Regions from separate parts of the Homo sapiens genome. Here region 2 is linked to region 1. A link is a contact called in ENCODE Hi-C or POLR2A ChIA-PET data. All regions are on one chromosome and are shown on one strand. The core of a region is the stretch at or near the end of the contact, and the rest is flanking DNA. Distances in the headings are between cores, read along the strand shown.

Evidence for each region. Hi-C counts contacts between places; a loop is a spot of excess contacts on that map. ChIA-PET counts read pairs that join two places held with the same protein, here RNA polymerase II (POLR2A).
Region 2: a loop to region 1 is called in a map with no recorded cell type, with 10 times the contacts of the local background. The contact joins the promoter of USP43 here to the enhancer-like site in region 1. A Hi-C loop is called at or near these places in 1 of 37 single-sample maps with no recorded cell type. POLR2A ChIA-PET finds 5 or more read pairs at or near these places in 1 of 52 experiments (OCI-LY7).

The regions. Positions count from the first base shown.
Region 1 is chr17:8,953,076-8,955,995 of GRCh38, reverse strand. The region is part of intron 1 of PIK3R5 (phosphoinositide-3-kinase regulatory subunit 5); the gene reads left to right. Among named protein-coding and RNA genes, the nearest start is that of PIK3R5, 11 kb to the left of the region's middle. RefSeq lists enhancers at 313-812, 813-1,314. Within about 2 kb of position 1,480, at least 11 of the 41 ENCODE cell types and tissues checked have a DNase peak (open chromatin) inside an H3K27ac peak, as active enhancers do.
Region 2 is chr17:9,644,030-9,647,231 of GRCh38, reverse strand. It overlaps USP43 (ubiquitin specific peptidase 43), which reads right to left and starts at 1,715. Exons shown (of 15, transcript NM_153210.5): 1 at 1,096-1,715. The coding sequence starts at 1,599. It overlaps LOC124903924 (a long non-coding RNA gene), which reads left to right and starts at 1,805. Exons shown (of 2, transcript XR_007065615.1): 1 at 1,805-1,996; 2 at 2,725-3,202. It overlaps LOC107985011 (a long non-coding RNA gene), which reads left to right. Exons shown (of 3, transcript XR_001752790.2): 2 at 175-305; 3 at 515-1,127. It also overlaps a transcript of CFAP52 not described here. RefSeq lists enhancers at 1-137, 827-1,474 and a silencer at 1,783-1,842.

The sequences.
Region 1 (2,920 bases), core at 231-2,730:
TTTTGTAGAGACAGGGTCTCACTATGTTGCCCAGGCTGTTCTCAAACTCCTGGGCTCAAGTGATCTACCTGCTTCGGCCTCCAAGTACATGCGGGTTATTTTCACTTGATGCCCTATTTCAACTTGAGCAATATCCAGAGCCCAACTCTGCATCCACAAAGCAGGCTTCCTGTGCAGACTTCCCCATTTCTGTCTCTGCTGAAACCAGACTCCCAGCCTTGAAACCTTGGACTCATCTCCGAGTCCTCCCTCCATCTTCCTTGTTCCCCACTCCCCAGCCCGTTTTGATGGTGCTTCCTTTCTCCATGGCTCTTGTTTCTCTCACTTCCCCATTGTTCTCTCTCCTACCCAATTTGGCTTTATTTACCATATGCCTCTGGTGGGCCTTTTGGACCACAGGCTCTTCCTCTCTTCACCAGGAGATTCTTCTTATGAAAACTTCTATGTCACTGTGTTCAGATACTTTGATGGCACCCCACTGCTTAGGGAGAGTCCAGAGTCCTTAGTCTTCTGTTCAGGTTTCGAAGTTGAGTCCCACTCCTTTCTCCACGAATCATCACGCTCTCCTCCAGCCAGACTGCCTGACTCAGTTTTCCCAAGACCTAACGTGTGTTCTTGCCTCACTCATCCCCTTCCCAATGAGGGAAGCTTTCCAATCATTTTGTTCAGTGCTGACTCTCCAGTGCCTTGCAGGGGCCAGCACTTGTCATTCAATCAGTGCTTGCTGAATGAGTGATTGCCTGGTCGAGCAGCCAGCATGGAAGAGGCCCGGGCCTCAGCCTTGGATGACTGATGATCGGGCAGGCTGGGCTGCTCCCCATCTGAGACCTCTGTGGGGTTCGGTCATCCTCCCCTCAAGGACCCTCCAGACATATCACTGGTCTTCTGTGCACAACTGCAAGGGCTTCAGACACCAGTGGCTTTGTGATCCACTGTGGGACAAGGCAGGTGTCCTCCTCTGGGCTGCTTCAGACCCCTGAGCCTCTGGCAAACTCCAGATGCAAACTCCAGGTGCTGAGAACCCTCTGCTTGGGAATCTTTTTTTTTTTTTTTTTTTTGAGACGGAGTTTTGCTCCTGTTGCCCAGACTGGAGTGCAGTGGCACAATCTTAGTTCACTGCAACCTCCGCTTCCTGGGTTCAAGCAATTCTCTTGCCTCAGTCTCCTGAATAGCTGGAGTTACAGGTGCCCGCCACTACACCAGGCTAATTTTTGTACTTTTAGTAGACATAGGAGTTTCACCATGTTGGCCAGGCTGGTCTTGAACTCCTGACCTCAGGTGATCTACCCGCCTCGGCCTCCCGAAGTGCTGGGATTAAAGGCATGAGCCACCGCACCCGGCAGGGAATCTTCTTACCACCCTCCCATTTAGTCAGATTTAAGATGAGCAGTTAGCTAAGTCTGAGAGCAGGGGAAGCCCTGGGGAACCTTCCCCCAACAAGCCACTCCCAGTCTGGTGACAGCTTCTGCATAAGAGCCTGGGGAAGTGTCTGTTTGCAACACGGTGTTTACAAGGCAGAGGGGCTTCCTGTCCCGCCCGTGCCAGGCTGTGGGGCAATCAGGGCAATCAGGAGCTGTGTTTTCAGAGGGAGTAAGGCGAAGAAACTGTTGAGGGATTTCTGGAGATTCTTCGAACATCACCAGGGGGTGCCTGGCCTACTTGACCCTGGAGGACAAGGGAGATGTAAAATTCAGGTTTAAAAATTGGGAGCAAATTAAAGTATTACTAACTGATTAATTTGCATATGGTCCTTTGCACCTTGCAAAAATACAAAGCATTTTTCACAAAAGTAGCCCTCCCTCTGAGTCTAATGTGGAAATCTCTAGAACAAAAAACTTCCTTTTCTCACTCCCAAGCCGGGGGAGCTTGGGTCAGAGTAAGCAAGGACAAAGTTATTTCTTTTTCTTTTTTCTTTTTTTCTTTTTTTCTTTTTTTTTGCAGAGGAAAGAGCACTTTCTGGGGGAAGGGGAGAGCGGTGGAAATTACTCCCCAGGAGCGATAACTCCCCCATTCCAATTCAGAGCTCATGCATGATGGAGAGTGACACTCTCTCCGTGCATATCTGAGAAATGGGCTGAGGAGGCTGATACTGGACCCTCTGCCTCCTCCAAGGACTGTGGCAGCCCTAGGACACACACCTGCCAACCTGGAACCATTGCCATGGCTCTCACAGAAACACGAGCTTGTGTCCAGAGCCCTTGTTGTCTCTTGGGCCTCAGTAAAAGTATCTGGAAAGGTCTTGGAAGGTGGGTTGGGCTTTCTTGGCCCTGGGGACAGGAATATAGTCCACTTCCCCTCTTCAGTGGGTGGGTAACCCAAGAGTGGGTGATCAAAAGATGGGGCTCACTCTTACCACCTGACTTCTGAAGACCTGAGGTTGTTTTTAGTGGTGAATCCATCCTCTGAACCCATTTGATGCCAAATGTGAGCTGGCCAGTGGTAGGGCCAAGGTGCAAAGGCTCCTGTGAGTTCAACACATTAGCCTGTGGGTCACGGTGCTATGATAGCTGTTGGTGTGAGGGGATTTGCTTTACTGTGCAAAACAAGAGAAAAATAAGGGTGTGGCCCTTTAAAGAACTTGCTAATAAAAACCTCCCACTTGAGAGAGGCAGAGCTTGGCCTAAAGGGTGGGGTTGAGGAGGGAGATGATGGGTGGAGTTGAACAAGGACTAGCCTTATGTAAGCATCAAGAAAACACATTTCTGAACTAGTGAGGCTAAGTAGCTCAGGTCCAAGGCATGTGAGACATTTGGGAGTTGGTTCAGAAGGCTGTTCTAGAGGGTACTTGAGTTGCCTAGCAGATAGATGGTGGGGACTTGTGGAAGTTGATGGAAGCAAGCCCTCAATGCTGGACCATGTAATGGGTGCAATGAATAAAGAAGGAGGCGTCCAACTTCCCATTCCCTCATTCTCCCAACTG
Region 2 (3,202 bases), core at 466-2,965, 690 kb before region 1:
CTCGGGCTGAAACTCAAGAGCGGTGATGCTTGTGGAATGAACACTGACAGGTTTCCCCCTCCCCCAAGAACAACAATCACTAGTCTGTAGGGAGCTTCAGTTCTCTGCCCAGAGCTGCGGGTTTCTTCTTCTTTTTTTTTCTTTTTTTTCTTTTTTTTTTTTTTTTTTTTGCAGGAAGCAAGCCATGTGCATCAATTATCAGGAACGCTTTAATCCAACTGGGACCCCAAACAAACACCCCGTTTTAATCCCGGGTGAAGTGATACAAACAATTTACAAAGCCTCACGACCCGGCAGCAACCCGAGTAAGTAGACCGTGATCTTGCAGACAATAAAATGCAAGCCCGTGCTCATACATTGTAGGGGATTGAATGCGCCTTAAACAAAAGGATGCTATCTCCAAAATAGCACGCTCACTGCCTTTGCTGGGCACTCAGCACGGTACCTGGCCTGTAGGTTGTCAGATTCCACTGGGCTTAGAATAAAATCCAAACTCTTTACCGTTGCCTCCTAGGTCTTACGTGATCTGGCGAAACTCATCTGCCTCCTAAGCTCCAACGCCACTGCTTTTCTTTCCCTGTCTCCAGCACTCAGCTCCTTCGGGTCTATGGCAATTGTACTTGCTGTTCCTCCTGCCTGGATTAGTCCTACAGCTTGCCCTGACTGCATCCTTCTCATCATTCAGATCTCAACGCAAGCATCACCTCCTTCCTCTGAGGCCTTGGCCTTCAACATCCCATTCCCTACCCCACATCATTCCAGACTGGAAGCTCTAGAGCTGGCATTAGAACACTGTCTGGCCCACAAGCCTTCAATACTTCAACAAATGCTTGTTGAATCCAAAAACGCTGATTACCCTTCAATCTGCCAGCTCACCCCACTCCCTCTCAAAATACCTAGGAGAATTAATTTACAAAGAAAACATAAGCAAGCGACAGCGTAACACATCGACTCAAAACAAAGCCGGTAATCCGGGGCTGAACTGGTCAACGGCATTTAAAGAAGGCCCCAAGAAAACCCTTTCCTGATCGTGCACACACTTTTCAAGAGGCGAAACCAGGGGGACAGGGCGGTCGGCGGCGCAGCGCTGCCTACCTTGAACTCCGCGGAAAGTTGGGGCGTGTATTCGCGAGTCCAGAGCGCGCGCACCAGCGCCGCCAGCTGCTCGGTGACCTCGGCGCGGCCCGGAGCCGCCCGGTAGCGCCCCAGCGCCAGGAACTCGGCCAGCAGGTCGGTGTTGCTGAGACACTGCACCACCGCGTTCATGAAACAGGTGTTGCCGTGGTTCTTCAAGCCCTGAGCGCCCGGCGGCCGCGCCCCATCGCCGGCGGGGAGCTGGAGCTGGGGCTGGGGTCCGGGCGGGCGTTCCTCCCCGGGGCTCCCGGGGGCCGCTGGAACTGGGCCCGGGGCGCAGGCGAAGCCCCCCTCACCGTCGCCATCACAGTGTCCCGGCTGGGGCCGGGGCGGTGAGTCCCCGGGGCGTGAGCGGCTGCCCAGCGCCAGCAGGAAGCGGCTGAACAGGCGGCGCAGGGAGCGGCGGCGGCGGGGCCGGGGCGCGAGCGGTCCCCCTCCTGCCGCGTCCCCGGGGCCCAGGTCCATGGCTGCCGCCGGCGCAGCTCCAGGCGCGGAGCCCCCGGGCGCGAGGCGGACGAGCGGCCAGCAGGCCCTACAGCTTCTCTAAGGCTCCTGGTGCCGGCTACCTGCGGGCCAGGTGTGCGGGGACGGGGCGGAGGCGGAGCCAAGGGCGGGGCAGCCCCGCCCCGCGCGGGAATCCGGCGGCACGACCAGCCCCCTCCAGGGCAGCGCCGGGCCACCCCTACCCCTGCCTGGTGCCGCCCCCGCTGCGCTGACTGGGAGTCTTCGTGGTCGGATTCCCCACCCTTCCTTACCTCGTAAACCGACAGACCTGGGTTTCGCCGCTGCTCCTGTTCCTCGAGCAGCCTTCAAGCAGTGGAAATTACGGAGAAATGAACATTCTGAAAGCGCCTAGTAAATGGTAAAGGCCTGGCTACTGCAGGAAGAAAAGGGCAAGGCAGGCATCTCCAGAGCACAGCCTCGGGCGTGGTGAGAGGCGCGCGCTGGGCGCTGTGTGGGGGTGGGGAGCGCTTTTGTGCACCGCTGGTTCCTCCGCAGGCTCAGGTGTGTGCGGACAGGTGTCGCCACCTCCTTCCAGACCGTCTGCCCCTTGGGGGGAGGCAGAGTCTGTGCCTGCACCCGCCAACCCGGGACCTGAACTGGGAGCCACGTGTTGCCCTGTGAAAAAAGCCCCCGAGTGGTTGTGGTTTGCTTTTTTACACCACAGATTGGGTTAGAATCATTTTCCAAAAACTTGCAAGACTTGATCACCCTTGCTTTAATCGGCAAGGAAGGGGGCTCAGAGAGGTTATCGCAACGTAGGGAGGCCGCCCGATCCGTAAGCAGGGAAACCGGAACTCGACCTGGATCTATGGACTGCCAAGTTCAGGCCCTTTCCAGCCTCAGTATTTGCTAACCAGGAAGTTTTCAGGCTCTCAGGCGCGCCCCCTACGCGGTTTCTGGTTCACTCCTTAACGCACGATCCTTGTTGAATGATTGCCCAATCAGAATTAGTTTGGCCTTGCCCCGCCCTTGATTCCCTGGGTAACCCTGGGCCCCTCCCCCACCCCTCACTTTATCCCATGCAACTGTCAGGTTTATAATTAATCAGGCAAGGTCTTGCAAAATGACTTTCTCGTCAATTTCTAGCTCAGGAAGAGATCAGCACCATGTGAGATGCAGTATTCTAACGCTCTGAAATGTTACTTGTTGTTTAATAAGTGATCATCATTTATTAAATATTCTTGATCCTGGCCGGGCGCGGTGGCTCACGCCTGTAATCCCAGCACCTTGGGAGGCCGAGACGGGCGGATCACCTGAGGTCAGGAGTTCAAGACCAGCCTGGCCAACATGGTGAAACCCCGTCTCGACTAAAAATACAAAATTAGCCAGGCGTGGTGGCGCATGCCTGTAATCCTAGCTACTCAGGAGGCTGAGGCAGGAGAATCGCTTGATTCAGTGAGCCGAGATCGCGCCATTGCACTCCAGCCGGGCGACAAGAGCTAAATTGCGACAAGAGCTAAATTCCGTCTCAAAAAACAAACAAACAAACAAAAAACTTGATCTTTCAAACCGGGTTACAGCAGTTACCTCATGCAAAAAAGCAGCCTTACTTAAAGGATAAATA